2 separate regions of the Mus musculus genome follow, and region 2 is linked to region 1. A link is a loop called in an ENCODE intact Hi-C map of the cell type or tissue named here. Cell type or tissue: heart. All regions are shown on one strand. Each heading gives the region's core, and the rest is flanking DNA. Links, peaks and the distances in the headings are about the cores only.

The links. A loop is a pair of places that touch in the nucleus more often than their neighbours do. Peaks named below come from ENCODE experiments on the same cell type or tissue, not always from the same donor. Only the 100,000 strongest peaks of a DNase experiment are listed, where the experiment ranks them.
Region 2: it touches region 1 in a loop (3-fold over the local background); 3 of 42 quality-filtered maps call a loop at or near these places.

What each region holds. Positions count from the first base shown.
Region 1 is chr8:71,215,878-71,232,006 of GRCm38, reverse strand. It overlaps the pseudogene Gm29701 and the pseudogene Aprt-ps. Among named protein-coding and RNA genes, the nearest start is that of Gm38415, 17 kb to the right of the region's middle. In heart, for the core only: a CTCF peak has its summit at 7,245; no DNase peak of the experiment used is centred there.
Region 2 is chr8:71,402,118-71,410,117 of GRCm38, reverse strand. It overlaps Babam1 (BRISC and BRCA1 A complex member 1), which reads right to left. Exons shown (of 9, transcript NM_026636.2): 7 at 7,243-7,372; 8 at 7,056-7,142; 9 at 5,346-5,923. The coding sequence ends at 5,720. Ankle1 (ankyrin repeat and LEM domain containing 1) reads right to left here and starts at 4,106. Exons shown (of 9, transcript NM_172756.3): 1 at 4,021-4,106; 2 at 3,779-3,931; 3 at 3,334-3,439; 4 at 3,145-3,256; 5 at 2,369-2,905; 6 at 2,076-2,247; 7 at 1,294-1,453; 8 at 1,067-1,196; 9 at 1-891. The coding sequence starts at 4,082. The coding sequence ends at 719. Gm39193 (a long non-coding RNA gene) reads left to right here and starts at 4,107. Exons shown (of 2, transcript XR_870504.2): 1 at 4,107-4,242; 2 at 4,399-4,770. In heart, for the core only: CTCF peaks have their summits at 3,274 (motif pointing right) and 4,089 (motif pointing left); DNase peaks (open chromatin) are centred at 3,247, 4,137, 5,057 and 5,887; H3K4me3 peaks cover 1,899 bases; H3K27ac peaks cover 2,050 bases.

The DNA.
Region 1 (16,129 bases), core at 3,756-11,755:
GTTCTGGATTTCCTGGATGTTTCGGATTAGGAGCTTTTTGCATTTTGCATTTTCTTTGACTGTTGTGTCAATGTTTTCTTTCTTTCTTTCTTTCTTTCTTTCTTTCTTTCTTTCTTTCTTTCTTTCTTTCTTTCTTTCTTTCTTTCTTCCTTTCTTCCTTTCTTCCTTTCTTCCTTTCTTCCTTTCTTCCTTTCTTCCTTTCTTCCTTTCTTCCTTTCTTCCTTTCTTCCTTTCTTCCTTTCTTCCTTTCTTCCTTTCTTCCTTCCTTCTTTCCTTTCTTCCTTCCTTCTTTCCTTCCTTCCTTCCTTCCTTCCTTCCTTCCTTCCTTCCTTCCTTCCTTCCTTCCTTCCCTCCCTCCCTCCCTCCCTCCCTCCCTCCTTCCTTCCTTCCTTCCTTCCTTCCTTCCTTCCTTCCTTCCTTTCTTTTTTTGTCAATGTTTTCTATGGTCTCTTCTGCACCTGAGATTCTCTCTTCTATCTCTTGTATTCCATTAGTGATGCTTGCATCTATGACTCCTGATCTCTTTCCTAGGGTTTCTAACTCCAGGGTTGTCTCCCTTTGTGATTTCTTTATTGTTTCTAGTTCCATTTTTAGATCCTGGATGGTTTTGTTCTTTTCCTTCGCCTGTTCGATTGTGTTTTCCTGTAACTCTTTAAGGGATTTTTGTGTTTCCTCTTTAAGGGCTTCTAGCTGTTTACCTGTGTTTTCCTGTATTTCTTTAAGAGAGTTATTTATGTCCTTCTTAATGTCCTCTATCATAATCATGAGAAGTGATTTTAGATCTGAATCTTGCTTTTCTGGTGTACTAGGGTATCCGGGGCTTGCTATGGTGGGAGAGTTTGGTTCTGATAATGCCAAGTAATCTTGGTTTCTGTTGCTTGTGTTCTTATGCTTGCCTCCCACCATCTGGTTATCTCTAGTGCTACCTGCCCTGGCTATGTCGGACTGGAGCCTGTCCTTCTTATGATTCTGGTTGTGTCAGAACTCCTCCAAGTCAAGCTGCCTCTGTGATCCTGCGATCCTGAGATTCTGAGTGTGTTTGAGCTTCTGGGAGTCAAGCTCCCTTTGGGACCTTGAGATCCTGGTGTGACCAAGCTGCTGTGATCCTGTGATCCTCTGATCCTGGGCATATTAGAGCCCCTTGGAGTGGAACTGCACTGGGTGTTGTGGGGCTGGCTGCAGAGTTTGTGCCTAAGGTCTGCTTAGGGCACCGGCCCAGACAGACAGCAATAATGTGTTGTAAAGTGAAAAAAATAAGTAAATTTTTAAAAAGATCAGAACAGTGCATATATATGATGCAATATATGTGTGTGTATATATACATATACACATACAAATACACATGCATCTTACATATGTACATTTAGGTGTACAAACACACACACATACACAAATAAAAAACCCTTTTTCACAATATGGTGTTACATAGATGTCTTTACACCATTTGTACATCTTGTACCCAAGAAAGGCAGAAGAACGCATCAGATTTCCTGGATCTGAAATTATGTGTGGTTCTGAGCCAACAGATGTGGATGCAGGGAACCAAACTTGGGCATACATCAAAATCGGTACTATTGAGAAAACTCTGCAGTTCCCAAATGTGCCATCATAATGCAGAAATGAAGACAATTCATTACTCCTTTTATCTTCTATCACTTAAAAGTGAAGAAAGTTTTAGATTCAAGAGATTTCTACTTCTCTGAAAATGAATTCTCCATTTTGCCTCATACTTTAATTGCTAACAAAAATCTCCTGAAGTCTGTTAAGGCACCAAAACTCGTTGTTGATCAGAGCTGAGGTCATCTATATTGCACTAGGAAAACTCCCATAACTTAAAAAAATTCTTTTTTTTTTTGTGGGGAGAGGAAGTTTGAGACAGGATTTCTTCACATAGCCATAGATGTTCTGAAACTCACTATGTGGACCAAGCTGGCCTAAAACTCAGAGAGATCTTCCTGCCACTGGTCCCCAAGTGGGGAGATTACAGGCATGCACCACAATGCCTAGTTGTGATGTTTTTGAAATGGCCTATCTTTGATCAGAAGATGAAAGCATAATGTAAAATTTAAACAGAAACCATAACTGTTTTGAGGAAAAGTAACACTTTTTGAAATTCAACAATTTATAGATTTCAATTGGTAAACTATTTCCTATGTTATCAATATTTTGGATTTTTTTGGTTATTTTCATTTTTAAAGTTTTAACTGTGTGAAGACATTTATTCCAGGAGTGTATAAGGCAGTCAGAGGAAGTGTTACTGGTGTCAAATACCAATTTCTTCTCTGTAAGTTCTCCAGATGAAACCTAGACATTCAAGTTCAGCTGAAAATTATCTCGCTGGGCCTTATGTGTGTTTAACTGTTATATATGTGTTGGTGTGCAAGTGTGCATATGCCAGAGCCCAAATGTGGACAGGAGAAAAACACTTGTTAGAGTAATACGGGTCTCACAGAAACTGAATCAGATCATCAGGTTTGGCACCAACCAACTTTATCCACTGAGACTATATTTTGGCATTCATTTGTGCTTCTGAGAAAGTGTTATGAAAAAGTGTTTTGTCATCTGAAAAAACTGACAGGATCCCAAAATTTACTGCACTGTAAATATAATTTTTATAAGCAAAAAGTATTTATTATTCAAATTAGCTTGTGCCTCTCTATCCCTAGATGTCAATATGTTCACAGTCTGGAAAAGAGATGTTTTACTGATGTACTGTTTCTATTAGTTTTCTTCAAGCACTAGTGGGAAATAATTTGTGTGTGTAAGGCTGGCAACCTCACCTTGATCACTATATAAAGAGAGCCAAAAGAAGACCCCACAAGTGGTACATTTACATAATGGAGTACTACTCAGCTATTAAAAAGAATGAAATTATGAAATTCCTAGGCAAATGGATGGACCTGGAGGGTATCATCCTGAGTGAGGTAACCCAATCACAAAGGAACTCACACAATATGTACTCACTGATAAGTGGATATTAGCCCAGAAACTTAGGATACCCAAGATATAAGATACAATTTGCTAAACGCATGAAACTCAAGAAGAACGAAGACCAAAGTGTGGACACTTTGCCCCTTCTTAGAATTGGGAACAAAACACCCATGGAAGGAGTTACAGAGACAAAGTTTGGAGCTGTGACAAAAGGATGGACCATCTAGAGACTGCCATATCCAGGGATCCACCCCATAATCAGCTTCCAAACGCTGACACCATTGAATATACTAGCAAGATTTTGCTGAAAGGACCCAGATATAGCTGTCTCTTGTGAGAATCTGCCGGGGCCTAGCAAACACAGAAGTGGATGCTCACAGTCAGGTATTGGATGGATCACAGGGCCCCCAATGGAGGAGCTAGAGAAAGTACCCAAGGAGCTAAAGGGATCTGCAACCCTATAGGTAGAACAACATTATGAACTAACCAGTACCCCGGAGCTCTTGACTCTAGCTGCATATGTATCAAAAGATGGCCTAGTCAGCCATCACTGGAAAGAGAGGCCCATTGGACTTGCAAACTTTATATGCCCCAGTACAGGGGAACGCCAGGGCCAAAAAGGGAGAGTAGGTGGGTAGGGGATTGTGGGGGTGGTATATATAACACATATATAACTTTTGGGATAGCATTGGAAATGTAAATGAGGAAAATACCTAATAAAAAGTAAAAAGAAAAGTAAAAAAAAAAAAAGAAGACCCCACAAGTTTGTCTTCCAGTCTATACATATTTGTCATGGCCTACAAACCCACAATCACATTAAAACACACACACACACACACACACACACACATACACACACACACACACACACACACATCCCCCCTCACAACCAAGCAAGATATGGTTTCAAAAAAATAAATCATACTTCTTATATTATCTAACATCTCTAGATAATTTTGTTAGGAAGTAATTTTTCAAGATGAAATGCCAATTGTATAACTGGGGCATGAAGAAGCATGGAATGTCAAAGAATATATACTTATTGTGGTGGTTTGAATAGGTATGGCCTCCATACACTCTTGTTGGAGGGAGGGTGTCACTGTGTTGTTAGGCTTTGAAGTCTTATATGACCAAGCTATGCCCAGTGTGGCATCAGTCTCCTGCTGCCATCAGATCAAGATGTAGAATTATGGGTTCCCCCTGCACCATGATTTCATGCACACTGCCGTGCTTCCTACCAAGGTGATAATGGACTAACCCTATGAAATTGTAAGCCATCTCCAATTAAGTGGTTTCCTGTATGAGTTGCCATGGTTATGGTGTGCCTTTACAGCAATAAAACCCTAGCATGGTACCTAGACATCATTCTTGTCATATTTTAGCAAAGAATGTGACTGATTTTTGCTCTGGTCCAAAGTGTCTGCATGTGGCAAAAAGTAAAGAGTTAGATAAGTTGCAATGGCATGGAAATCTCAAGAGCCCAGTGTAAATTCTATCCTGTAGTTCCCTCTTATGAACAACATTTTGATGAAATAGAGGAAACTTCTCAAGGAAAGTAAAAAATTTATGATTCAAGGATTAAAGGGAAGCCAGGAAATAGAATGGAATTAATTCCTGTGTTCAAGAAGATAACCCGATTAAAGATATTAAATGGAGTTGAGAGAGTGGTGACCTCAGGGCAAAATTCCACTCAGTTAAATAAACTTCCATCCTTGAAAAAAATTAAAGAGCTTATGTCCATGTATGTTTGTATGTGCCTTCAATCCCAGAACATAGGAGACAGAGGCAAGCACATTTATGAATTCAAGGCCTGCCTGATCTACAAAGCAAGTTCCAGGTAAAGAAAAGCTTAGGTCCAAGAATGGTGGTATACACCTTTGAGCAACTACAATACTCATGAGACAGAGTCATGCAGATCTCTGAGGTCAAGGACGGTTTATAGAATAAGTTCTAGGACAAACAAGCTTAGAGAATGAAGAAAATTATGGAAAAAGTGAAACCTAATAAAGATGTTATAAGACAAGTGGGCCCCAGCAAGCAGCCTTGCTTCAGCCATATAGCTCTGGATTTAGCATCAAATATGTAAGTCTCTCTGTGACTAAGAAAAGCCACTGATGCAAGGAATCTATCAGGGTTGTCCTGCATGAAGGCCCAGAGAAGCCAGTGTGTGAATGGGAATATAAAATTCCCCCCTGCTACTTAGGAAAGATGTTGAGGCCAGGTATGTGGCAAGGGTGTCCCTGCAGGCAGAGCCAGAAAGGCCATTGGGTAAAGCTGTGAAGGTGAAGCCTAGATTACCTTGGACATCCCAGGATACTAGAGATACCAGAGCTATGGGAAATTTGCTGAGGGAAGCTACTAATATTGGGGAACCAGCTCAAGAGAAAGGAGTATGTTTCCATCACCAAAGCTGAAAAGAGTTGGAGATCTGAAGAGCATTAGACATGGAGATGCAGAGTTTGGAGTTTGCCAAACAGGTTTTTTGGTCTTCCTTTGGTCCACAATTTCTGCACTTTGGAGCACTAAAGTATATCCTGTGCTGTTATATGTTGGAAGTATGTGATCTGTGGTTTTCCTTTCATTCTATAATGGATTACACTTAAGAGATTGCATGAATCTTACAGCAGACTTTGAAAGTTTTTACTTTTAAACATTGTTGAGACTATGATAGACTATGGGAAGTATTTTATCTGTTTTTTATTTTCATTTTATAGGGGATTACAGTTAAGATATTGCATGAATCTCAGAAGAGAGTTTGAACTTTGTACTTTTATGTATTGGTGAGACTGTGAGGCTATGGGACTTTCAAAGGTGGATACAGGCATGTTGTATGCTTCACACCCAGCAGGTCTGATGAAGGTGGGAGTAGAGGTAGCAGGAGAATGGAGGTTTTCTTGGGATATCAGGCTGCTCAGGGTAGCTCTGCTCCAGAGGACCCATCAAGGATGGGTTGGGGAAGGGAAGCTCACCTGTATGGATCAGGCTCAGCAGGTCTGAGGAAAGGGGGAGGAAGATTATCTTGTCTGGCCTCAGTGGGAGAGGAAGAACCTAGCCTTGAAGAGATTTGAAGTGCCAAGGCAAGGGGATACACAGGGGGCCCCCTACCCATTTAGAAGAGATATGCATGGGGGATAGGGGAAGAATTATGGGAGGGGTGACCAGGAGGGGGGCAGAAAGTGGGATGTAAAGTGAATAAGGAAAAAACAAAAAATATCTGAGAAAACCACAATTTTTCCAATAAAAGAAAAACTTATGTTGTATTGTGTTATGGCGAAAAGCCTATGAGGACCAGGAAGTTGAATGGGGTGGCATGAATAAGTATGGACCCCATATGCTTTTCCACAGGAATTCTCAGTATTAGGAGATTGCTAGAATATGTATGGCATTGTTGGAGGAAGTGTGTCACTATGTAGGTGGGCTTTGAAGTCATATATGTTCAAGCTTCAAGTAGTGTGGTACACACACAGTCTCCTTCTGCTACCTGGATTAAATATATAATTCTCAGCTTTATCCCCAGCAACATGTATGTCTGCATGTTGCCATGCTTCCCACCATGATGATAATGGACTAAACATCACAGAATGTAAGCCAGCATCAATTAAATGTTTTTTATTATAAGGGTTCTCTTGGTCATGCTGTCTGTCTCTTCACAAAAATGGAAGCCCTAAGAAAGACATCCATAGAATATCAACCAATGTTACAAGATATAAACATGAATGTTAACTATCCTACCTTAAAATATCTCTAACAAATACATGAAAATGCTGCTTTAAATACATACATAAGGTATTTCATGTTTCTTATATTATCTTCTATTAAGAATTTTAACATAAGCATTACTAAAATGTGTTGACAAAACAGCATACACTGGCGATGACTGGTATTCAGGAGGCTGACACATGAGAATCATGACTTGAAATGTAGCCTTGACTAATTATTGATATCCAAGCCAGGCTGGATTAAAAACAACATCTCAATGGAATTCATGAAAACATGAAAAAAGAACCTAGTAACGACATCCTCCACTCTTTTGTAGACACACTGACTTGAAAAGTGTGATCACAGAAATGAAATGAACAATTGACCACTTAGATGATGGGAATCCCATTCTATACATTTTAGCAGAAAAATTTATATAAGCAAATGAAGGGCAATAAAATTAAAACAAACCACTAAACAAACAATTTACATTCATCACTGTTTTTCTCATGCAAACCTTCATTTGTATAACCTAGATGATGAGGCACCTAAAGGCTTACTTACAATTCCCAATTTGTGGTATCATTTGGAAAGACTTAGTAAATGCCGCCCCTACTGGAGGAAACATGTCACTGTCTCTCCAGTATGTATTCTTTTATGACTTCAGAGATGACCTGTTGTGAAAGCTTTACTTCATTGTTGGATTCATAGGGGTTTTCTCCAGTATGTGTTCTCCATGGTTTCGATGATATTTGTGAACTACAAAGGTTTTACCACATTTATTTATAGGGTATTTATAGGGTTTCTTTCCAGTATTTTTTCTTTCATGCATTTGGAGACTATTGTGTCCTGAAAAGGCTTTACCACTTTGATTATATTCATAAGGTTTCTGTGCAGCATGTGTTCTTTTATGACTGTGTTGTGAAAACGGTATGGGTCCTAGCTTCTCCCTGCCTTTCAGGGAGGTTCGCTCCACCAAGCTCACACATTCTACCACCTCAGCCGGTAGCTAGTTCAGCAGCTCACAGGCCGCACACATGGTTCCTCCAGTGGCCGGGAGATCATCCACAACGACCACTTTCTGCTCGGGTTCTAAGGCATCTTTCTGGATTTCCAGCTCAGTCTTCCCATACTCCAGAGCATAGGAGGCTGACGCAGTGGGGCCCCACAGCTTCCTGTGCTTCCAGATGAGGACACAGCCCAAGCCAAGCTCTTGAGCTAGGGAAGGGCCAAAAAGGAAGCCCCTGGAGTCTAGACCTGCGATGTAGTCGTTCTTGCATTGTGCGTGGACTTCAACTGACTGGCCAGGAGACTGATGGAGGCTCAGAAGAAGTACGGGGCGCGATATCCCTGAACAGCATGCCCGGGATGGGGAAGTCAGGGAAGCTGCCAATTCACAGTGCCACCAGCTGCAACTCAGGTTTGGACATGGCTCTGTGTGAGTAAGAGGAAGGGAGGAGGTCAAATACATACTTCTTTAGAGATATATCTGTATTATTCTGTTGATTTCCACACTTATTCCATGACACAGAAGTTTTAAAGGAAACTGAAAAGGAGGTTCACCCTTGCCATTTCTGGGCCCTTTAAATAGGATATAGACTTGCATGAGAAATGTCTATTAACAGATATACAGACAGAGACAGACAAACAGAACAACAGTACTGAGCACACATTAGAAAAACTGTAAGAATGATTACTAACTACAAAAAAGGATGGGCAAGCTGGGTATATTGGCTCATGCCTTTAATCCTATCACCCAGGAGGCAAACACAGATGAATCTCATTAAGGTGGCAACCAGACTAGTGTATGGAATAAGTTCAGGACAGCTTGAGATAAATATAAAGAACCTGCATCCTGACTCCCCCTCCCCCCACAGCCACATAAACAATAAAAGATAGGCAAAAACTCTGAAGGGCTCACTGAACTTCTTACAAAGACTTATGCATCCACTCCAGGTCTGTATTCATCTCCCAGTAGCCTGAGTGCCATGGTTTAAAGTGAAGGAATAAGAAAAAGTTACTAAAAGGGAATGCATGTTCAAACAGCTAGAGATGGGCAGATGAAAATATATGCAATGTCATAAAAAACACATAGGGCAAGAGCAAGGAAACAGGAATTAACAGCACATGGACATACAGAGATACCCAAAGGGAGACTATGCTGGAGATAGAAATCGTAGGAAAGAAATCAGGAACCACAGATGTGAGCATCAGCAACAGAATACAAGAGATGGAAGAGAGAATCTCAGGTGCAGAAGATTCCATAGAAAACATGGACACAACAATCAAAGAAAATGCAAAATGCAAAAAGATTCTAATTCAAAACATCCAGGAAATCCAGTACACAATGAGAAGACCAAACCTAAGGATAATAGGTATAGATGAGAATGAAAATTTTCAACTTAAAGGGCCAGTAAATATCTTCAACAAAATTATAGAAGAAAACTTCCCTAACCTAAAGAAAGAGATGCCCATGAACATACAAGAAGCCTACAGAACTCCAAATAGACTGGACCAGAAAAGAAGTTCTTCCTGACACATAATAATCAGAACAACAAATGCACTACATAAGAATAGAATATTAAAAGCAGTAAGGGGAAAAGGTCAAGTAACATATAAAGGCAAGCCTATCAGAATTACACCAGATTTTTCACCAGAGACTATGAAAGCCAGAAGATCCTGGAAAGATGTTATACAGATCCTAAGAGAGCACAAATGCCAGCCCAGGCTACTATACCCAGCCAAACTCTCAATTCCCATAGATGGAGAAACCAAAGTATTCCATGACAAAACCAAATTCACACAATATCTTTCCATGAATCCAGCCCTTCAAAGGATAATAAAAGGAAAACTCCAACACAAGGAGGGAAAGTATGCCCTAGAAAAAGCAAGAAAGTAATCCTTCAACAAACCTAAAAGAAGATAGTCTCAATGAAATTCAAGAAGAACGAAGACCAAAGTGTGGACACTTTACCCTTTCTTAGAAATGGGAACAAAACAGCCATAGAAGGAGTTACAGAGACAAAATTTGGAGCTGTGACGAAAGGATCTAGTGACTGCCATATGCAGGGATCCATCCCATAATCAGCTTCCAAATGCTGACACCATTGCATACACTAGCAAGATTTCGCTGAAAGGACCCAGTTATAGCTCTCTCTTGTGAGACTATGCCGGGGCCTAGCAAACACAGAAGTGGATGATCACAGTCAGCTATTGGATGGGTCACACGGCCCCTAATGGAGGAGCTAGAGAAATTACCCAAGGAGCTAAAGGGAACTGCAACCCTATAGGTGGAACAACAATATGAACTAACCAGTACCCGGGAGCTCTTGTCTTTAGCTGCATATGTATCAAAAGATGGCCTAGTCGGCCATCACTGGAAAGAGAGGCCCATTGGACTTGCAAACTTTATATGCCCCAGTACAGGGGAACGCCAGGGCCAAAAAGGGGGAGTGGGTGGGTAGGGGATTGGGGGGTGGGTGGGTATGGGGGCCCTTTGGGATAGCATTGAAAATGTAAATGAGGAAAATACCTAATTAAAAAAAAAGACTTAAAGCAAGAATGGATTTCTAAAGCAGATGTCTGAGCCTATACTTACATAGCTGAAGCACAAATGATGCTAAGACCAAAGTTTCGTAACTCTAGTATGATTACCCTAGTTTTGCTGTCAGTTTCAATAAATTTTAATGTCAGTCTTTTTTTGAATCTCACTGCTCCTTCAGAAAATGAAAGCTTAGCATCTTGGTGAGCTTCTCTTTCTATGGCAGAACCTATGACTGACATCAATCAATAGCGTAATGTGAGGTTATGCTAGAATGAAGAATACTTTAACAAGACATTTGTTTTGTGGATATTGTAGACAGTAAGATACATGTGTTTATGTGTGAGCATGTGTGTACATGTGTGTGTGTGTATGTGTGTGTGTGTGTGAACCCAGATGAGGGACTAGGATCTGGACCTCCTCTATCGTAGGTGGATAGAGAGAGAGGGCATGGCTAGATAATAAAGATAGTGAAATTCCATGATGGCTGGCTACTTCCTTACCCTCTTGAACCGAGATAAAAGCCTAGAGACATAAATTAAAAGCCTTTTAGACTTCTTTCTTCTGCCTCTAAGCCTTTGCGGCTGGATTTTTGGGGTGCGCTAGTCTTCCTGCTGATCTTTTGAGCTGCATGTCTACTGCATGTGTGCATTTCCTCACCCCTAATAAAAGCCTTCCTTGAAACATGAAAAAAAATTTCTCGCAAACCGAATCTAAGAACACATCAAAAAGATCATCCATAATGATCAAGTAGGCTTCATCCCAGAGACAAGACAAAACCACACGATCATCTCGTTAGGTGCTGAGAAAGTATTTGACAAAATCCAACACCCATTCATGATACAAGTCAGGAATTCAAGGCCCATACCTAAACATAATAAAAGCAATATACAGCAAACCAGGAGCCAACATCAAACTAAATGGAGAGAAACTTGAAGCAATCCCACTAAAATCAGGAACTAGACAAGGCTGTCCACTTTCTCCCTACCTATTCAATATAGTAGTTGAAGTCCTAGCCAGAGCAATTAGATAACAGAAGGAGATCAAGGGGATATAAATTGGAAAGGAAGAAGTCAAAATATCACTGTTTGCAGATGATATGATAGTATATATAAGTGACCCTAAAAATTTCATCAGAGAACTCTTAAACCTGACAAAGAGCTTCACTGCAGTAGCTGGATAAAAATTAACTCAAACAAATCAGTTTCCTTTCTCTACACAAAGGATAAACAGGCTGAGAAAGAAATTAGGGAAACAACACCCTTCACAATAGTCACAAATAATATAAAATACCTTGGCGTGACTCTAACTAAGGAAGTAAAAGATCTGTATGTTAAGAACTTCAAGTCTCTGAAGAAAGAAATAGAAGAATATCCCAGAAGATGGAAAGATCTCCCATGCTCATGGATTTGCAGTATTAATATAGTAAAAATGGCTATCTTGCCAAAAGCAATTTACAAATTCAATGCAATCCCTATCAAAATTCCAACTCAATTCTTCACCGAGTTAGAAAGGGCAATTTGCAAATTCATCTGGATACAAAAAACCTAGGATAGCATAAACTATTCTCAATAATAAAAGAACCTCTGGTGGAATCACTGTGCCTGATTTCAAGCTGTACTGCAGAGCAATTGTGATAAAAACTGCATGGTACTGGTACAGCAACAGACAGGTAGATCAATGGAATAGAATTGAAGACCCAGAAATGAACCCACACACCTATGGTCACTTGATCTTTGACAGGGGAGCTAAAACCATCCAGTGGAAAAAAGACAGCATTTTCAACAAATGGTGCTGGCACAACTGGTGGTTAGCATGTAGAAGAATGCACATTGATCTATTTTTATCTCCGTGTACAAAGCTCAAGTCTAAGTGGATCAAGGAACTCCACATAAAACCAGAGACTCTGAAACTTATAGAGGAGAAAGTGAGGAAAAGCCTCGAAGATATGGGCACAGGGGAAAAAATTCCTGAACAGAACAGCAATGGCTTGTGCTGTAAGATCAAGAATTAACAAATGGGACCTCATAAAATTGCAAAGCAATTTTTTGTAAGGCAAAAGACACTGCCAATAAGACAAAAAAGCCACCAACAGATTGGGAAAGGATCTTTACCAATCCTAATCTGATAGGGGACTAATATCCAACATATACAAAGAACTCAAGAAGCTGGACTCCAGAAAATCCAATAACCCTATTAAAAATGGGGTATAAAGCTAAACAAAGAATTTTCAGCTGAGGAATATGGAATGGCTGAGAAGCACCTGAAAAAAATGTTCAACATTCTTAATCATCAGGGAAATGCAAATCAAAACAACCCTGAGATTCCACCTCACACCAGTCAGAATGGCTAAGATGAAAAATTCAGGTGACAGCAGATGCTGGTGAGGATGTGGAGAGAGAGGAACACTCCTCCACTGTTGTTGGGATTGCAAGCTGGTACAACCACTCTGGAAATCAGTCTGGAGATTCCTCAGAAAATTGGAGATAGTACTACCGGAAGTTCCAGCAATTCCTCCCTGGGCATATACCCAGAAGATGTTCTAACTGGTAATAAGGACACATGCTTCACTATGTTCATAGCAGCCTTATTTATAATAGCCAGAAGCTGGAAAGAACCCAGATGTCCCTCAACAGAGGAACGAATACAGAAAATATGGTACCTTTACACAATGGAGTACTACTCAGCTATTAAAAACAATGAAATTCTTAGGCAAATGGATGTATCTGGAGCATATCTTCCTGAGTGAGGTAACCCAATCACAAAAGAACACACATGATATGCACTCACTGCTAAGGGGATATTAGCCCAGAAATTTAGAATACCCAAGATACAATTTGCAAAACACATGAAACTCAAGAAGAAGGAAGACCAAAGTGTGGATACTTCAATCCTCCTTAGAATATCTCTGGGGACACTTAGCACAATGGAGCTTCCAATCAGTCCCCAGTGTCTCTGCCAATCCCTGACTTACCTTAGAGACAAAAGCAGGACCATTGTCTGATCCAATTACCCTGGGCACTCTGAACCTCTGGAAAATTTCTTCTAATATCTTCTTGGCTACCAGAGTAGCTGTTTCCTGCTTGGTGGGGAAAGCCTCAATCAATCCAGAGAAAGTATCCGCAAACACTAGAAGGTATTTGTAACCATATTTCCTGGCTTAACTTCTGTAAAATCGACCTCCCAATATACTCCAGGCTGTTTTCTCCAGGGTCTTTTGCCCTGTTTGCTCTTGGCTGCATAAGCATTCACTTGCTGGCAATACCTGACACTGTTCTACTATCTTTCTGGCCCAAAACCTGAGTCCTATTATATATACTTAAGATCTCTTAACTGCTTGGACAAGCTTTTTATCCCCTAAATGAGTCCATCTGTGCATTTGGCCTAGTAAGTCTTTTGCTTGCTTTCTGGGGAGTATAGTTTTCTTTCTTGTGTGTGCCATTGTCCTTTCTTCTCTAGGTAGTAGTTGGTATGGTGACTAGCAATCTGAGTCCTTTCTTCTTCTACATATATTTTAAGTGAAGCCATCTCTTAGTTCAGTCCCATTTCCCAGCAGGTGTTTCTTGTAGGCCCATAACCAGGATAGGTTCCTGCACAGCCACTTGATCTGCCTGGTTATTTCCCCGGGACACTGAGTTTCTTCCCTTCTGATGTCCTGGGCAGTGAATAATACTCACAGTTGCCAGCTTCAGCAGGGCATCCAAGAGATCCAAGATTTCTTGTTTGTTTTTTTGTTTCCTCTGATGTGAGCAGTCCCCTCTCTTGGCACATAGTCCTGTGGACGTGGGCTGTGGCAAAGGCATACCTGCTATCCATGTAGTTGTTAATTTTCTTGCTGGCTCCAAGTTCCAAGACCTTGGTGAGGGCAATTAGCCCCACTTTCTGCTTCAATGTGCCAGGGGGTAGAGGTGCCTGGAGGTGGGGGAGGGTAGAGGTTCTGCCCAGATGACATTTGTGCTGTCCACCACAGCAGTATCTGGTCATCTCTGACCTTCATGGGGAAAACTACTTCTGTCTGTAAACCAGGTAGCCTCGGCTTTTAGCAGGGGTCAGTCAAAGAGGTCTCTCCTTTTGGGCCAGTTAATTGTGGTCCATCAGGCAGGAAGTGTATCTGGGCCTCCATTTTGAAGAGTATGTCTCATCCCAACGGAGGATAGGGACAGTCTGGGGTGACCCAAAATGAATGGGATACCCGACTCATCACTAGGTCCACTGTTCTTCATGAATACATTTTGGTTTCTTGGATCCAAGATCTTTTCTTGGAAATGGGGCCATCGGCTTGGAGGACCGAGGGCTGAGCCCTTGTGTCTACCAAGAATTGAATGGGTTTCCCCTCCACTCTCAGAGTTACCTTGGCTTCAGGGAAGGGATACAAAAATCCATCTCCCCTAATCACCGTCTTCACCCAGGGCTAACACCTTTGTCATTTGGGGGCACTTTTCCCAACTTCTGGGATTTCTTCCTTCAGGCTTCCATTTGTTAGGGCATTCTTGGGCCTAGTGGCCTCTCTCTTTGCAATATGTGCACTAGTCCTTTCCTGTCTTCTATTTATTTATTTATTTGATTTTTAAAATTAGTTTTATTATTTAAATGCATTTTATACATCAAACATATTAATAATATTGAGTGTTTTGGGAATCAAATAATACATAAAAATTTGTCCAACTTTTTTTTTTTTTTTTTTGAGGCAGGGTTTCTCTGTATAGCTGTGGCTGTCCTGGAACTTACTTTGTAAACCAGGCTGGTCTTGAACTCAGAAATCTGCCTGCCTCTGCCTCCCAAGTGCTGGGATTAAAGGCATGCACCGACACACCCAGCTTGTTCAACTTTTATATTCGTATCCTTTCATACCCTAAAATATCATTAATAAATATTTAATACTATCCATAACTAAGGATCCTATGTCTAATGTTGAATACACATTGTTTCAAAACATACAAAATATTCTTTGTGAATTAAGCATAGTAAAAGAGCATAAAATATTAAAAGTGAATCATTAAGAATTATATTCAAAGACCTTATATGATACCACCAGACATAGTGAGAGAGTGTTTAAAATGCATTATATATCTGTGTACCTTGTCTAACAATTGGTTTACTTAAGAAAGATTGTCAGTGTTTCTAGGAGAGAAATTATTTTAATAGTAAGTATATTTATTTAAGAAAAAAAATCTTATATACCTGAAAGAAAATGTTAGCTAAACATCCTACTACACGGTTCTTACTCATAAATTCCCTTCAGTGTGCTTTCTTTCATGTCTGCAAAAACTATTGTGAGATAATAAATGATTACCCATGTTGTTTACACACTAAAATTTTACTCCTATAGGAATTCTGTCATGTCCTATACAATAATGTTTGGGGCTCCCTTCAACTACCATGGCCTGTAGTAAAACATGGTTTTGCCAAACTTAACTGGGCAGGATTTAACTTTCAGATTTAACTCTCAGACGCAGACAGTTTGTTGCCAGTATGTTTAAGCTGTACAGTTTGGACACATTTTTCTCATATAATAAAATCCTGTGTGCATAAGGAGGCATAATTACATAGAAACTCAATCAAAGTACAGGCCATTTCTTCCAAGATTATGGGTTCTAGAGAGACTACAAGTGTTAGCTTCAGCGCTTAGGGGAGAATCTGGCTTTGTCTCAGTCCTACAGACAGATACCAGAAGTTTTTTGGGCTATTAGCTACCTCTGTTCCTGGTTGTTGGTGCTTAGGGGAACCCCTGGCTATACAGATAATATAAGGGTCTGTTTAAACTGTTAGCTACCGCCAGTGCTGGTTGTGTGACATTGGTAGTCAGTGGTCCTTCAGAAAATGGAGATAACCAGGCTACTAATCATCTCCAATTCCCAGCATTCTGTGTGGAAGAACAGGTTATACATCTCCTCTTATGCAAAGATGACCCAACCCATTGTTCATAATATTTCTGGTTTCCCTAGTGACCTGGGGCAC
Region 2 (8,000 bases), core at 1-8,000, 180 kb before region 1:
CTGGAGTATGGATAGCCATGGGGAAAAGGACTGTCACCACTAACATAAATGTCAATTCCCATTCTGAGGTGCCCAGGCTGGCCTCCAACTAGCAATCCTCCTGCCTCAGCTTCCCAAAGGCAGGGATGATGAACCATCACTACCAGTGCACCTGGATTATCTCTCTTGAGCTCTTCCTTGCATCAGAAGATGAGACATGGAGACAAAGTAGCATTCCAGAGTACCATCTTGGCTTTGTTGTTGTTTTTTGGTTTGTTTTGGGGGACATGGTTTCTCTGTATATCCCCTGGCTGCACTGGAACTCATTTCTATAAACCAGGCTGTCCTTGAACTCACAGAGCTCTGTCTGCTATTGCCTCCTGAATGCTGGGATTAAAGGTGGTGCTCCAGAATAGCTTCTGCTCCTTGGCTTGTTTTCCTCCCGTGATGGGGAGCTCACTACTCTTCCAGAAGCACCATGTATCCCAATGTTCACTCAGCTTGATTAAGAAATACTGTCACATATTTAAAAACACACACATACACGCACACACACGCGCGCACGCACACACACATACACACATACACACACACACACACACACACACACACACACACACACACACACACACACACAAGAAAACACACTGTCCTCTGAAGCTAGAGCTGGGAACAGTTAGGAACCAGCCAGATGCTCAGACACCTTGATGGCTCAGGATTCATGTCACATCCTCAGCATTCAGCCTCGAGCCTGAATGTCCTGAGGCCTCAGCTCTCTCTCCCCCTCAGCCAGGAAGACCAGCAGAGCACGCTGTAGCAGGTGCACCCCCAAACGCCGACGCCGAGAGGGTGGCCAATGGGCAACCACTCCATAGTAGTGCCCTTGTTTCTGGTTGGTCAGTGTCTGGAGACCTGGTCAAAAGAGGTGAGGTAACAGGAGTGACCTCCGCCCCACCCAATCCAACAGCACATTTGGTACTTGGTAACTGTACATGTGAATGAGTTCATGAGTGGACAGCGAGGGAGAGAGCAAAGGGATTCATAGCTCGGATACCTTTCATGTGACCTCTACAAGCCAGACCCCTACCTAGGGCATCCAACAGACAGGCTTCCCGAGTGTACGCTTCCATGGCCACCACATGCTGGAAGCAGTGCAGAGAGATGATGCCCCGGCCACTAGCCCAGATGTCTAAGATCCGGCGAACCTTGGGACAGACCTGGGGGATAGTAGAGGATCAGCTGGGATCCTAAGCTATCTTCCTCCCAGGCCTGAAGGGTGGCTGATGCACCCCAACCCTGTCTCTCATGCCCCACCTGTTTCCTTGGCTGGTCATGGTAGCCAAAGGCTTCCCAGAGGTGGGCATCTGGTCGGGCTCGGGTTCCCTTGCCCACATAGAAGATGGCTCTCACGAAACATTGCAGACACTCAGCCAGTGTGAGGGAAGAGGCTCGGGCCGGCAGGTCCTTCGTCAGCCTGGGGTACAGAGTAGCCCATGTGGGACCCACATGACAGAAGAGAACAGACTTCCACGAGCTGTCCTCTGACCTCTACATGAGCACCACAGTGTGTGAGCACATGCACACAGTCACATGCACAGAACATACAGTGTGAAAAGGAGGGGTGATGATGGCAGACAGGGAGAATGGCCACTGTACCCACTTCCAGGACACCATAAAATGGGTACTCACAGCTAGAACTGACCCCAGACACCAGGCTGGCCTCGAACTCAGAAATCTGCCTGCCTCTGCCTCCCAAGTGCTGGGATTAAAGGCATGCGCCACCACTGCCCGGCCCCAGACACCATTTCTAAAGGAGGTGGCAAACAGAGAAGACTAATCCCTTCCCTAGGTACACACAGTGAATCAAGAGCAAATTCCTACTGTTTGTTGGGGGTTTTTTGTTTTGTTGTTTTGAGTTTGATGTTACAACCCTGACCTGAGATCACAGTCTGATCTTATAAACCATGAGATGGAGGCAGAAACTATCAGCAAGGGGTAGCCCTTCCCCTACCCAACCAGAAAGGAACTTGCAGAGCGGAGTTTTGCTCTGCACAGTCATCCTCTAATTTCAGCCCCTGGCTTTTCTGTCACCATACCTGGGGTCGAGAAGTAGATACGTAAAACTAGACTTTGTAATGCCTTCCCGCCACTTCTTCAAGGGATCCAGCCGCTGAAAGCACTGAGCCAGGGCTTCCTCATCCACCTGGCAGTCAGGGATGGTGCCTGTCCTTAGTGCCTCCGCCAGTTCTTGGCTATGCCCTACATCAGCTGGGGAGGGGAAACGGATTCAGGGTGGAGGACAAAAGCTGGTGAGGGTGGTTTATCTAACAGCCAAGGCAGGATTCCTGGAGTGTAGCCAGACTCTGAATACCACCACCTAAGGACTCACCACGGCTAGCCTGGGCTTCCTGCAGCCGCCGTAGATAGTGTCCTCTGGTGAAAGGTGTGACGGGTCCAGGGCTATAGCCCAGCGCCCGCAGGGCCTGGAGGAGCTGCAGATCCGACATGGGGGGCACCGAACTGTGGGGGTGCAAAGCCCCCAGATCCCCATCACCAGGCAGTACGGGTTTGTCCGTGTCCCTTGCAGTCAATGTCAGGACCTGCGGCTGGCAGTTGGGTGCTCCCTTCCCAGCTGACACAGCCCCACGGGTTACCCACAAGCCAGCCACTAGCTCCAATGCCCCCCCAGGGCGCCCGGGCTGCAGAGAGTCCTCCACTGCAGTGACAAACGAAGCATCGCTGCTGTAGTCTGAGTTCTCGGTGGCCTCAGAGCTCTGGGGATGCACAGCCACCTCTACAGCCTCCACCTCCAGCTCAGCTCTATGCACGTGCAACTCCGAATCTTGAGAAACTCCAGAAGACTCTGCTAAGGCAGGTCCTTGGCATGTTTCAGTTTCAAAGCTACCCTGGGCTACATGAAACGTCTCTGCATATAGATGTATAAATGTATGGATAAATAAGTAATCAGATATAACACAGATATAAACAGGTATGATATAGACATGATAAATGATATAGGTGCGAGATGACTGACAGGTAGGTAATTGGCATGATAGTTATGTGACCGATAAGATAGACCATGGATAGTGATTGACACGATAGATGTACAAACAGAACTGGGCCGGGCAGTGTGGTAGCCCGGTACACCCCCTCAGTTCCTCTCACCTGTGGGTTCTCGGGTCTCATCAGGCTGGGTGGGCGTGTCCAGCTCCTGCAGCACTCGTGCGCAGTTGTGGTGTCGCTGCTGTAGTGCCCAGTCCAAGGGCCTGAGCCCATCCTGTGCAGTCACCGTCAGCAGGGGGCGTCCTTAACCCACCCTCCTGCCACCCATGTGTGCCTGCGCGGGGTACTGACCTGGTCCCGCAGTGTGGGGTCACCTCCTCGGCTCAGCAGCAACTCCAGAGCACCACAACAGCCCCACGCGGCAGCCACATGCACAGGCGTCAGCCCCTCCGCGGACCTGGGATCCCCAAAGACAGAGGAGAGGTGTGCGGCGTTGGTTCCTTTCCTAGGCAGTCTCGCATAGCCCAGGCTAGCCATGAACTCCTGCTCCTCCTGCCTCAGTTCCCCGTGCTGGGATGACCGGTGCCCACTACCATGTGAGACTCTAATTCACGGTCATCCTCTTGCCTCAGTCTCCCAGAGTGCCAGATGACAGTTATGGGACACCTTGTACCCGACCTTGGAAGCAGACATTTCCATCTTAGACCTGACTGACGCCTCGGACCCGGAGCCTGACGTCCAGTGCCGCTGTCCCAAGTCACGCCTACCGCACCCAGGGACCCGGGCCGCGCCTCACCGAGCATTGGGATCCGCTCCCCAGCGCAGCAGCATCCGAAGGCAATGCAGGGCGCGCGGGTGGCTCGCTCTGGCTGCCAGGTGCACCGCCGCAGCGCCATCGTCCAACACCAGGTTGGGGTCCGCTCCGAGGCGCAGCAGCTCCTCCACAGCCCTGCAGGAGGACGAGCACAGTAGACCTCAGACCTCCTGACCACCCGGGGAGCAGAAGGTCGGGTAGCACCCGGACCCGGCCGCCCTCACCGCGCCTCCTCCTCGCGTAGTGCTGCTAGCAGCCTCAGAGCCAAGCATGCAGTATCGGCCATGTCCCATAGGAGTCACCGCCCTCTGCAGTTCAAATTCGCGCGGCAACTGTCTACGCACGCGCAGCCACGCCCACCTCTGCTTCTGGCCCCGCCCCACGCCGATCGGGATTGACTAGCTGCACCCTACGTCCGGAGCAAGCCAGAGGGACTCCAGGGTTTGGTGCGTACATCTGGGATGCCAGGAGAATTACAGCAAATTCCAGGGGAGCTGGGGATAAAGAGCGGGGCCTCTCTTTGTCTTTAACAAAACAAACTCCTGGATACCCCTGACGGACCTCAAGGTATTCAAAAACTTACAGTCATTCTCCTGTCTCAGCCAACCGAGTGCTGGGATCAGACTCCCGAGGAACAGCATGGCACAGCTGAGTTGGCTGTAGCTCTGTGGAGTAGAGCTTTGAGAGGACCAGCGAGACGGCACAGCTGGTCAAGATGCTTGCTGCCAAGTCTAGTGACCTGGGTTCGATACCCAGAACCCACACATTGGAAAGAAGGAACAGGCGGACTTCGACACGTGTGCCTGGGCCGGGAGCCTGCACAAGCACACGCACGTGTGCACATACACATTAATTAATTAAAAAATATAAAGAGCTTCATTTTCCTTATTTGCAAATGGGAGTACAGGGCTCAACACTAAGTGCCCAATAAATGCAAAGGCCAGAAAATCAAGCTGACCTACTTTTTAAATTAACTAAAGTGTGTGGGTGTTTTGCTTGCATGACCAGAAATGGGGCATCGAATCCCCGGAAAGTGGACTTGTGAGACCCCGTGTGGGAGCTGAACCCGGGTGTTCCGCAAGAACAGCTTGTGCTCTAAATGGCTGAGTCATCATAGGCTCCTGGCCTATTTTTTATGCACCGTTTGATCCAGTGCTTCCCAATGCGGGCCCTGCTAACCTAGAACTGGCCTCCTCATGTCTCAGCCGCCTGTATCAAGGTGAGCCCAACTCCCACCCACTGCCATTTTGTTTTCTATAAATGGAGAAGGTGGACAGGTTGAACCTCTGGTCTGACCTGGGGCTGGGGGGTTCCTGGGTTTCCCTTCCTCTTCTAGGGCGCACACCCTATGTCCCCATCCTTGCCTAGGACATCAGGGTTCCAAACCCTAGGCAGTGATTGCTCATGGCGAGACCACATGGCTACACAAGTTCAATCAGATCAGGATACTGAGATTGGGGGTGACAGGTGTCATCAGAACCCACTTCCCACTTGGAGCTGGGACTTTTGTGTATCTAGGAGGTCCCAAATATGACAGCCATACCAGTTCCACTTTCAATAGATCTTCCCTGTTTCTGGAGGACTTTCTGGATAAAAGAACATCTGGAGTGGGTTCTGTAGGATGAAGAGGAGTTTGGAAAGCGCAGTGAACACCAGCCTGTGGGTTACTCGGATACAGCTGAGCCTGAAGCCATACACCACTGCTTTGTTTAGTGCCTGTTTTCTGTGACATTAATAACAGGTCTCAGTGAGCCCAAAGTGACACCAAGGGTGGGCTCAGGGACCTCAGATTTTTATTCCGGTGACAAAAATAGTCCCAGGAAGAATGAATTTACAGTGGACAGAGTGGGATTGAGCATGGGCCAATAATAGTGTGCCTGCGCTCTCCTCATAGGAGGGTGCGGAGATGTCACATGTCATAGTTCACACAGTGGCTTCCTCTTCTCCAGCCTCCTCGTCCTCCTCCAGCAGGCTGTAGCTCGCGTGGGTCTGGCAGGGTCTTTGCAGCGGGTGGGCCAGCAACTTGGCCATGCAATTGTGCAGCTCCAGGGCAGGACCAGCAAGTGCTACCTCATACTTGTAGCTGGCGCCCTTGGTGTCCAGGCTACCCATGAAGGCAAACATGTCCTGTGGAGGCAGTGCGGACTGGTTAGGGTGATCATCAGTGTGGGAGGCACTGCGGGCTGTTCAGGATGATCATTAGTCCTTACAGGCCCTCCCTGTCCCTGGAGGCCTTCCCAGAGGAAGTGACATCTAGAGTGGCCACAAACTATTGCAGTCAGCAACAGTTCCCAGCATTCTATAAGCGCAGTGTGTGGCTTGGAGGCAGCTCAGTGGACACAAAACTACCTCAGAAAGCTCAATGCAGCAGGGCACATTTAAGCCAGAGGCACTCCCAATGCAGGATGGAAGGATCCTGAAGCCAGAGACCAACCAGGGCAGCTGGGGTACAACCAGAGACCCTGCTTCAAGCCAGAGCCAGAAGGGAGGCCAAGGGCAGCTCCCCACAGGAGGACTCTTCTCTGGGTTGGTGTTTCTGTAACCCAGGCTAGCCTCTTGTGTATCAGTTTCCCCTGAGACTGAAACAGTCCATCCTGGAGGAAAGCCCCTGAAGCAGGAAGGTAAACAGCTCCAAACAGCTTCCCAAGTCCCTAAAACTGAGCAGATGCACTAGGCTCCTCCCTGTGCAAACACTGTGAGACCAAACCAGATGGGACACCCTCATATCACAATCCCAGCCTCCGCCTTTCAGGTGTTTCCCTCAAGGTGAAGGGCTAGAGTCAGTGTGTGCACCTGCCTGGGCTTAGTAGGTGTGGAGGTCAGAGTACAGTCTTTGGGAGTCAGTCCCCTCCTCCCATCATGCCAGTCCTGGTTTTAAACTCAGGTCCTCAGCTTGTCTGCAAGTGCCTTTATCTGACCCATGCCTCAGTCATGTAAACTCGACTTCACAGACTTTCGATCCCTCCTACTCAAGATCACACAGCAAGTTCATAGGTGAAGAGACAACTTGGGAGGGGTTGAGAGGGGAGGATACAGCTGGGGAATGTCAGGAATAGGGCGGAGTGCTAGGGATGGTGTGGCGGGGCTGAGCCTGCTCCCTGGGCTGCCAGAGCAGCGGCCTCCCAAGTCCCAATCACCAGCTCAAAGTGGAAATGTAGGGAATGGTTAATGACTGAAGGACTGGATCAATGGCAGGGAGAGGCAGGCCCAAGTCAGATGTCCCGAGATGTCCCCTCCATTCTCTGTGGTGACATCTCACCTTCCAGCTCATATCCTCTTCCTTCTCCTCAGTGCCATTGTGGATATAAACGATGTCGAAGAAGAAGTAGGGACACTGGAACATCTTCTGCAGTGAATGAGAGGTAGGTGGGTGAGTTCTCTCCACAGCCTCTGCAATCCTGACCCTTTGGTGTCTAACCACTGCCCTCCCTTCCCTCCAGGCTCACCTTCATGGGCTCAGTCAGGGAAAACTGGGGCTGGCAGGGTGGGCGGCTGTAGACCAGGATGGTGCGCACAACATAGGGGGGTGGGATGGTTTGCACATTCTCTGTGACTGGCAGCTCGGTCTTCTGCTGGCTACAGAATGGGGAGGGCTCGGTACCCAGCTGCAATCCACCCTGACCCAGACCCCCCCTCCCAGCAGCTAGAGCTGCGGACGTGAGGGTCTGTATGTGACTTAGTGCCCCCATCTCAGCCAAGTGCCTCAGGCCCAGATCCTAGGGGCGCTACATGTTAAATAGAAGCCAGGGCGGGGGAAATGGGGCTGCAGGAGCCTGCAGCCAAGCCTGGAGACCTGAGCTGTGAGGGCAGGAAGCAGGAGCAGGGGGTTCTCACAAATGACCCCTGACCTCCACACATGCATCATGACACACGCACAGGAAATGCACAATGAAAAGTATTCTCAAAAGAAAAAGAAATTCAAGGGGCAGGAGAGATGGCTCAGTGGTTAAGAGCACTTGGCTGCTCTTCTAGAGGTGAGTTCAAATCCCAGCAACCACATGGTGGCTCACAACCATCTGTAATGGGATCTGATGTCCTCTTCTGGTGTGTCTGAGACAGCGACAGTGTACTTACGTAAAATAAATAAATAAATAAATAAATCTCCTTTTTGTTTTGTTTTTTTTTTTCCCAAGATAGGGTTTCTCTGTGTAGCCCTGGCTGTCCTGGAACTCACTCTGTAGACCAGGCTGGCCTCGAACTCAGA